2 separate regions of the Homo sapiens genome follow, and region 2 is linked to region 1. A link is a contact called in ENCODE Hi-C or POLR2A ChIA-PET data. All regions are on one chromosome and are shown on one strand. Each heading gives the region's core, a stretch centred on a gene start or an enhancer-like site at or near the end of the contact. The rest is flanking DNA. Distances are from core to core; before and after follow the strand shown.

The links. A loop is a pair of places that touch in the nucleus more often than their neighbours do. ChIA-PET counts read pairs that join two places held with the same protein, here RNA polymerase II (POLR2A). Pooled maps may share reads with other maps.
Region 2: a map with no recorded cell type shows a loop between it and region 1 (2.8-fold over the local background). The contact joins two enhancer-like sites. A Hi-C loop is called at or near these places in 3 of 37 single-sample maps with no recorded cell type and 4 of 50 pooled maps. POLR2A ChIA-PET finds 5 or more read pairs at or near these places in 4 of 52 experiments (activated CD4-positive, alpha-beta T cell, activated T-cell and naive thymus-derived CD4-positive, alpha-beta T cell).

The regions. Positions count from the first base shown.
Region 1 is chr2:197,106,527-197,111,404 of GRCh38, forward strand. It overlaps ANKRD44 (ankyrin repeat domain 44), which reads right to left. Exons shown (of 28, transcript NM_001195144.2): 9 at 4,240-4,318. Among named protein-coding and RNA genes, the nearest start is that of ANKRD44-AS1, 89 kb to the right of the region's middle. Within about 2 kb of position 2,484, at least 11 of the 41 ENCODE cell types and tissues checked have a DNase peak (open chromatin) inside an H3K27ac peak, as active enhancers do.
Region 2 is chr2:197,238,635-197,243,459 of GRCh38, forward strand. The region is part of intron 1 of ANKRD44 (ankyrin repeat domain 44); the gene reads right to left. Among named protein-coding and RNA genes, the nearest start is that of ANKRD44-AS1, 43 kb to the left of the region's middle. RefSeq lists an enhancer at 1,026-1,075. Within about 2 kb of position 1,522, at least 6 of the 41 ENCODE cell types and tissues checked have a DNase peak (open chromatin) inside an H3K27ac peak, as active enhancers do.

The DNA.
Region 1 (4,878 bases), core at 1,234-3,733:
CGCCTGTAATCCCAGCACTTTGGGAGGCCGAGGCAGGCAGATCACGAGGTCAGGAGATTGAGACCATCCTGGCTAACATGGTGAAAGCCCATCTCTATTAAAAAACACAAAAAATTAGCTGGGCGTGGTGGCAGGCGCATGTAGTCCCAGCTACTCGGGAGGCTGAGGCAGGAGAATGGAGTGAACCCGGGAGGCAAAGCTTGCAGTGAGCTGAGATGGTGCCACTGCACTCCAGCCTGGGTGACAGAGCAAGACTCCGTCTCAAATATATATATATATATTTTTTTTTTTTTTTCAGGAAAACATAACTTAGTGGAAAAATAAAAGACAGACTCTCTATTTGTTATCTGAAAACATGTTTTCTATATAAACAGCACCTCTAGATAAGTGCATTTCTATCTTACAATTACTCCACAAACCTTGCCATTTTCATTTGAAAATTTTTAAAACTTGCTTGGAATGCAAATGAAATCTCTTTACCGTTTGTCATTTGAAGGTTGCAAGTTAAATATTGGAGATTGATCATTGACAACCAGTGAGGAAAATAAACATTTGCCAGTTTAGAAGTATGCAGAGCATGTCAGAAAGGATAATTAATTAGTATCCTCTAAGCATTCATCTGAAATTAGTTTTTCATTGCACAAACAAGAATGATCAGCTTATTAAGTTGCCTTGGAAGGATTGTGAGCCAAAGGGTCAAAAATCTCACATTGACTCATCCTAACCTACAACTTGACTCTTCCTTTTCAAACTCTATTTATTTTTAAAGCTTCTGTGAAGAAAACATCATTTTTGAACTTGTGTAACCTGCTGGACGGCATCTGAGGGGGGTGCCTAGGGCCAATGGTGAGGTCAAATGCCTTCAGACACCAGATGCTGTCTTTGGTCAGTTGCTTTCCCTCTATTGCTGTGACAACACAGCTTCAGACAACAAACAATGTGATTGGATAGCAGAGGTAGTCTTTGCTTACTAACTAAAAAAGAGTGGGGTTTTTTTTTTCATTATTGTCTTACTAAAGCTGGATGATTCTGGAAAAACAAAGTTATGAAAACTAGTAATCCTGACTGGAGAGCAGTCAGAGAAGCAGAGAAAACTATTCAAAGTCCAAACACCAATGCAATTTAACAAAACAAATAAATACAAAGAACATTCCTCAGTAGCATGTTTAGTTGCTTCAGGGAGCCAAATGCTGTGCCCATGTGGTCCTGGAGGACAGAGGGGCTCCTGCTAGGTGATGTCCCACTCTGGGGGGACTGACACCAGGCCCTAGGGGCATGAGCTTCTGGAGAGGGAGTGTCCCAGCAACAGCCCAAGATTCTTCCCAGAAGGAAGCCAACAAACAGGAGGTAAAAAAAGAACTTCCTTTTCTTCTCCCCAAGGGCATTTTAAAAAATGTCAAATGGAAGAATTCACAGTTCTCACATGTGTTATGAATGCAAAAAAATTGTCAGTTGAGATAAGAGAATACCAAAGCATCCTTTTACAGGGAAAACTCTATTTCAAATATAAGTGACTCTCAGAGTAAACAGAATTCAATTTTAAAAGGAATTTTTTTAAAACACCATTGGTTTCTGGAGGTCATGTTTATAAGCGTGGTGGTTGAGAGTTCAGTCTCTGATGTCAGACTTCCTGTGTTCAGATCCCTATTCCTCAACATACTGGCCATTTATCCAGACACAAGTGACAACCTCTCTGCCTCAGCTTCCTCATCTTTGAAATGGAGATAATCATAGTACCTTTTTCTCATAGGGTGGTTGAAAGGCTTTATAAGTGGTGTTTAGCCAAGTGCCTGGCACACTATGAACACTTGGCTTTATCATTATCACTTAGCTTTATCATTATATATAATAGGCTACATATTATAGCCACTATATCCTTATCAATTCAGGCCCCTGGACCCCACCCAATCCATAAGCAAGATGCCAGGACAACCAAGAATGAGAGAGGTTCTGAAACAAAGATCCCCTGACCACAGAGGATAAGAGACAGGGTCTCTTTTAGGTCTCCCCCAACTCAAAAGTCTAGCAACAGCAGGGCACGGTGGCTCACACCTGTTAGCCCAGCATTTTGGGAGGCCAAGGTGGACAGATCATTTGAGGCCAGGAGTTGAGACCAGCCTGGTCAACACATGGCAAAACCCCATCTCTAGTAAAAATACAAAAATTAGCTGGGCATGGTGGCACACCTGTAGTCCCAGCTACTTGGGAGGCTGAGGCACAAGAATCGCTTGAACCCGAGAGGCAGATGTTGCAGTGAGCTGAGATCACCCCATTTCACTCCAGCCTGAGCAACAGAGTGAGAAAGTGTCTTAAAAAACAACAACAACAACAACAACAACAACAACAAAAACACAAATAAACAAAAAAAGTCTAGCAAGAATATCCAGGCAGGACATGGAATTCTTCCAGCCCACATGGCTCTTGCAGAGGCCAAAGCTGCCAGCAGTCCCCTGGGACTGTTGTAAGCATGCCAGCAGGACAGAGAGGAGATGCGTCATAGAGATGACCAGCATGGCCTGACGCACAGGGATGAACCTGCGGGGAAGGCAGTGCTTAGAAGGAGAAAAGTTGTTTTCCCTCCAACCTTGTCTCTGGAGCTTGAAGTTGCTCTAAAAGGGAACCAAGCTGTTTAAGTTTTGTTTGTTTCTAAAAGTTTTGTTTGTTTTTAAAGGGGGGTGGACATTATTTCTGAAAAACAGTTGAGAAATACAGTGGCATAAGAGACGTGCTCGAAAGAGACTAGGGTCACTCCCCCCGACCCCCTTTATTTACATTCAGCAAAATAAAACACGGTGGCCTTTTCAATAAAATGAATGTCAAAGGCATAGCACATATTTCAAATTAGAAATAATGGGTATTGCACGGTTAATTTCTGTTTTACCTTCCTTGGCTCACTGGAAACTTGTTAGGATTTCTTTTCCCTATAGCTTCACTGGAATGCATATAAATTTCCTTTGCTTTGCTGCAGATATTTTGCTTGCTAAGCATAATTCCACTGGCTGGTCTTCCATCCAAATGTCAAATGACTTCTTTGTTTTATGTCTTAAGTGACTAAGACATAACTCAGTGCCACTAATAATTCAAGTGTATGTGGTCCGAAATTCTTATAGATGAGAAAAATACAGGTCCAAGGAAACTGACTAATATCAGAATTTTGAGAAGTAGAAGTATGGGTCAACTAAAAATAGGAACTGCCAGATTGACCTGGAATATCAGCTTAAAATCTGAACTAAACCTGGTTTTTGTCTTTTTTAAATACTCTCTAAGATTTACTAATAGAAGTGATGCTGCTGGCCATGACCCCCTATTAGTAACATGAACCAGGATGTAAAATGATACTCCCTAGTACTTTGACTTCAGTGACAACCTGATGGTTCAAGCATACCTTTGTCGTAAGCCCAGAAAGTTACTATATTACTGTGACTTTCCCAGGTCTTCTCTGTCAAGCCTGTGAATTTTTTTTTTTTTAAGACAAAGTCTCGCTCTGTCACCCAGGCTAGAGTGCAATGGCACAATCTTGGCTCAGTGCAACTTCCTCCTCCCGAGTTCAAGCGATTCTCCTGCCTCAGCCTCCTGAGTAGCTGGGATTATAGGCACCTGCCACCACTCCTGGCTAATTTTTGTATTTTTAGTAAAGACAGAGTTTCACCATGTTGGCCAGGCTGGTCTCGAACTCCTGACCTCAGGTGATCTGCCCACCTCGGCCTCCCAAAGTGCCTGGGATTACAGACGTGAGCCACCACGCCCACCTAAGCCTGTGATTTTATGATCCTTTATATCACATCCTTACCTGCTTTTCCTCTAAGTCATCTCATTTTTCCTAATTTTGCCCAACTAGCTTAATAAGTTTTAACTTAGGAAATTATAGTGAACTCTAAAATTTAAAAATAATTCAGATTTGTTGCTGGAAAATGAATGCTACTTACCTTTATTAGTTTCAGAGTGAGATGCACAGGATCTTGAGCCTACATAAATACATCATTTCCAATTTCAAAGCTCATGCTCTGTGCCTGACTCCAAATTGACTGTGAAACTGTGGCTTTATGTTTTTACTATTAAGGTGGATGTTGATGACATGTCTGATGAACAGTTTTTAGCAAAGTACATCAAAGAATTATGTAATTGCATGCTTACTAAAACTCCAAAACAGGGCATCGACTTTCATATGCAGGTGACTGACAGCCAAATTCACAACAAGAAACTATCGAAATAATGACACTACTGAAGCATCTCTCTTACCATTCTGAATGAGGGTCTGTGACCGTGTGAACCTTCCATGGACAGCTGTCATGTGCAGTGGACTTTTGCCATCTTTACTCTAAAAAAAAGAGAGGGAGAGAAAAACAATGGAGGTGCTCATGAGCCAGTGACACCCATCTGAAATACCCCTATGGACACTCCTAATAATGCCCTGAAAACATTCATTTATTTATTTATTTTTTAAGTATGATCAACATGAGGCTGCAGTGAGCTAGGATTTTACCACTGTACTCCAGCCTGGGTGACAGAATGACATTCTTCTAAATAAAATAAAATAAAAGTATGATCAACAATTACAAGAGGCAAAGATAATTTTGAAAGGAAAAGATAAAATGTACCTGACCTCTCAAGTTATTGCATAACATCACATGTTTTAAAAGCTTAGAGAAACAGTTATCTGAAACCTTTATTCCTCTCCTGTGATCTACTGGAGAAGGAAGTTTCCTTCAAGGTGTTTTTTTCAACCTTTGTCTATAGTACACAAAAAAGACAAATGTGTTACCTTGCATGGTATTCTTTAAGCTGAAGCTGACCAAATGGCTCTGAATCACTGCAACTCTTAAAACTGACCTGAGGCCGGTCGTGGTGGCTCACACCTGTAATCCCAGCACTTTGGGA
Region 2 (4,825 bases), core at 272-2,771, 130 kb after region 1:
GTCTATAGAAGTTACCCAGGACTGGTATGGTGCTCGATGGTGATAAGGACCCAGGTTCCATCTATCTTTTTTTTTTTAATTTATTTTTTAGATGGAGTCTCACTCTGTCACCCAGGCTGAAGTGCAGTGGTACGATCTCAGCTCACTGCAACCTCAGCCTCCCAGGTTCAAGCAATTCTCCTGCCTCAGCCTCCCGGGTAGCTGGGATTATAGGCATGTACCACCACGCCTGGCAAATTTTTGTATTTTCAGTAGAGACGGGGTTTCGCCATGTTGGCCAGGCTGGTCTTGAACTCCTGACCTCAGGTGATCTGCTCGTCCTGGCCCCCCAACCCGCCTGCCCTGTACCCCTCGGCTGGGAGTACAGGCGTGAACCACCGTGGCTAGCCCAGGTTCCATCTGTCTTGCTGCTCCATTCTCTGTAGCATCTGCTTCTACTTCATGATCCACAATGGCTGCTCAAGTCCAGCAATCTCACCCAATTCCAGGCATCAGGAAGAAAGAATGGGATAAACAAGGGTAATGATCCCCATTTTGTGAAATTTCCACATAAATCCTCTTGCCAGAATACAGTCACAAAGGCATAACTGGCCAAAAGGTAAGCTAGAAAAAATTGTCCTTTTTTCTCTTTGAGACATGGTCTCAGTCACCCAGGCTAGAGAGCATGGCTCACTGAAGCCTTGGCCACCCGGGCTCAAGCAATCCTCCAACCTCAGCCTTCCAAGTAGCTGGGACTACAGGCATGAGCCACCATGCCCAGCTAGTATTTTATTTTTTGTAGACATGGGGTTTCACTATGTTACCCAGGATGGTCTCAAACTCCTGGGCTCAGCCATCTGCCCACTTTGGCCTCCCAAAGTGCTGGGACTGCAGGTGTGAGGCACTGTGCCCGGCCAAAAAAACAGTCTTTAATCCAGGAGAAACATAAATAACTTATAAAGAAAGGAAGATGATATTGGGGAACAGTCAGCAGTTTCTTCCACAGATTACTCAATGCAAGATAACCAACTGTCACTGAGTTCTGCAACGTGTCTTGGTTTTACTTTTGTTTTCTATCTTGATAAATTTTTGCAACATTTACACTGTCCCAAAGGCAGACTTAACATTTCACATTTTATAGACCTGCCAGTTCTATTGCATACCTTTCTTGCTTTAGTAACTAGTTTTTGGGAGTTTCACTATCTCAATGGATTTCATACTCTGAAAAACATAAAAATATGACCAGGTGAACACCTATGTAAAAACTAATGCAACCAATCTGCTTCTTCTCAAATGTCTTCAACGTAGATTTTCAATCAGATGAAGGGCCTTGCATTTTTCTGCAAATCTCTCTAATATATTCCCTTATAATATATGCATTTTTGGTCATATAATTTCTACATTTCCTAAAATAAGAATAGTTGAATTAATGTTTATAGAAGAAAATCTAGATATAAATATATATATATTCAAGAGGTAAACCAGGCATGATGGCTCACGCCTGTAATCTTAGCATTTTGGGAGCCAGAGGCAGGTGAATCGCCTGAGGTCAGGAGTTGGAGAGCAGCCTAGCCAACACGGTGAAACCCTGTCTCTACTAAAAATACGAAAATGAGCTGGGCGTGGTGGTGTGTGCCTGTAATCCCAGCTACTCAGGAGGCTGAGGCACGAGAATCACTTGAGCCCAGGAGGCAGAGGTTGCAGTGAGCCAAGATCGCACCACTGCACTCTAGTCTGGGTGACAGAGCAAGGCTCCAGCTCAAAAAAAAAAAAAAAAAAGAGCCAAGCCAAGACCTTCTTTTAAAAAAAACAAAAAGTTGTTCAGACTTCTACCACTAAGCTCTTGGCATTTCAAAAATTAAGAGAAAGAGCTGGGTAGGAAGCAAGATGGAAATCCCTAAAACTGTTCTAAAAACAGCAATCTAGTGACACTAGCAACAGTTGCTAGAAGCTTAAAGAAAACCTCCACAAAATTGCTAGAGATGCTTCCTCACTTGTTTCTAGCAAGTCTCTCTCTGTGGGTGACAATGTTGGTGCCCAGTTTAGATTCAGTGTCTCTACAGCAGTCTTGAAGCAAGTTTTTTTTTTATTAGCCACAACATGTAAGATTTTACTGTGAACAAAAGTCATCTCAGAAAGCCAGATCCAAGGACATGGCATACTAGATAATAACCAAATCTCACAGTTCGATAGCTACCTCCCCACTTCCCCACACCCCCAACACCCTCTCTTAAAAGTAATTGTCTGCTCTTTGCAATCAGGAAGTTCTACAACAACCCAGCCTATGATCAAAGGCCTCTCCATCAGCTTTCCCCAAATGCATAATCCACAGCTGGCAAAGTCTCAGAAGCATCTTACTGAACATGAATAAATTTGATTTTTGGACTGGGGGTATGCAAAATCTTGTAATGCAGCCCACAGTAATCATGCATTTTAAGTCTATTCCTCCTTTCCAGGGCACATCTTCTCTCTTTTTGGCTCTGCATCCTCTTTCTGAGGCCTACCAAGAGATCGGCCCTGAAAAATTAAAGGGGAATGTCCTATAACCAGAATAGACTCCCAGAAAAGCTAACATCTTAAAAGAAGAAAAGGAAAATAGAATTAAATTTGTCAAAGTATGAGGATGCTAATAAATTCTACACACACATACATACACAGAGGACTTAGTCGTCAAATAAGCTTAGGAAACACTGATTAAATAATGCAAAGGGTTTCTTTCTTGCAGACCTTCTCAGAGCCTTTAATACTGCCACTATGCATCATGGATCTCCAAGAGGGGCACAGTAAATAGATTTTCTACTTGAACTCTTGTTCACCAGAACATCTTATATTAGGCAAGCACTCTGTAGAATACTCATGGAAAAATGCTGGACTGGTAAGAAATATATCAAAATTAAATAGCAACTATCTTGGGTCCAGAAGTTTATGGTAATTTTAATTATTCTATTTCCAAGTTCTCTATAATGAACTTGTATTGCTTTTGCAATCTGGAAAAAGTTATGTAAAATTTAAAAAAAACATTTGAATCTATATTAACATTTTTAAAAATAAGAAGTTTCAGAAGGTAAGATTTTTCTTTTTTCTAAGAAGTAGAGGTACTTATTGTTCTTTAAGATTTATTATATGCCTCCATTGTGCCAGGTTTTGATAGTAACATGAGAATAAAAAGGAAGAATCATTTCAATGATTCACTACATAGTGCTGGTGGCCTGAAAGAGGAAAAGAAACTCTTTAAAGAGTTCCTCCTCTGCTAATAAATAAGCCAAAAACCTTCAAACATAATAAAAATACTTGTACAATATTAATCTTAAAAATACATATTACTGTGCTTTTCTTCCCAAACCATTTAAAAAAATCTCCCTTTAGGTTTAATGTCTTGATTAATCTTTTTTAAAATAGTCTATATATAAAAACTTGCTAGGGTGCATTATAAGTAAAACTTTATCAGTAGATCCTTGTTAAACTTTATTACTTATTATTTCATCAATTTATTGAATGCCTTTTATGTGCCAGGAAATGCACTATTATTGAAAAATTCAATGAAAACAGGTCCTTCCTCATGACTAGTTTATTTTAGTAGCTGATTATCTAAATAAATTTAATACCATTTACTAATTGATAAACAGTACAGAAAAGTTATAACAGATCTATGTAGCAAATATTTTATAATATAATGGTATTTTATAATATAATGGTACTTCATTTCAGTTTGATAATCACAGCAACTTGGACAATCTAGAAAAGCAAAATCAAATTTTAATTCTGGCCAAAGGAAAACCACGTTCAATATGCTTGATCCTAAGGCTCCCCACATTTCCAGTTATACCAGGTTTCTCAAAAGAGACAGGAGGAGCCAGACATCAAAGTCCATCTCCAGCCAACCTACAAACCACTTTCTTGCTAAAACATTTCTATCCCCAATTATAACCACAATGACTAGATTAAACTGGTATGGCCACCTCTCTAGGTTCACCTTAAAAAAAGGGCTCATCTTCTAACCTTACCAGGCTGTTCCCCCTATGGAATATTCTTAGGCAATGCTGGAATGGTCCCCGTCTTTCCAGCTGAGACGAAAGTCAAGAATGGTTAACAGGACACTCTAGTCTAGGAGAGTTGGGACTTGACTCACCTATCAAGAGAGGCAAAGGACATGCTTTTATTTACCTGGGCCTCAACACTCAAGATGAGACCAGAAAGCCTCAGAGTCATCTCTCTACAGCCCAAAGGGGAGAAACAGGGGAATTAAGTCAGGAAAAGCTCAACTGTCAGACCTGTCAGTCCGCCAGGCTAACCACAACCAGATGTAAGGGCCACAAATAGGCACAAGTTCCTTTGCTTCCAGACCTGGATAAAGAGATCACATTCTGTGACTAGCAACTTAATCGCTTAGGAAAATTATGTTGCCCTGCCTAATTACAGCTCTGCTGGAACTCAGTTTCTAGAAAGTGTTGAGATTTCCTCCAATTTCACTGAGCAAGTGCTCTAATGATTGCAGTAGATACACAGAATAATATTAGAAAAGCTCTTTATTTAGAGGAGTTTCCATGAATCAAATCAAAACAAAACAAAGTCCACCATTTTGAAGCATTTACTATACATATATGGTGACTGCATATGTAATATGTTTCTAGTTCATACTGCTGAATGTCTTAAGAAGTCACTATTCCAGCCAACAGCAGGAAGAAAGACTTTAAAAAAATAAAATAAATAAAACCCTTAAAGAACCTAAGAAACAAGGAATCCAATGTCACAGGAATACAGCTTTAGGACAAAAAAAAAAATGTCTTAAAGAGAAACTTGGGCCTGAACTCTACATTTTGTATGTGTTAACTGAATCCATGCTAAT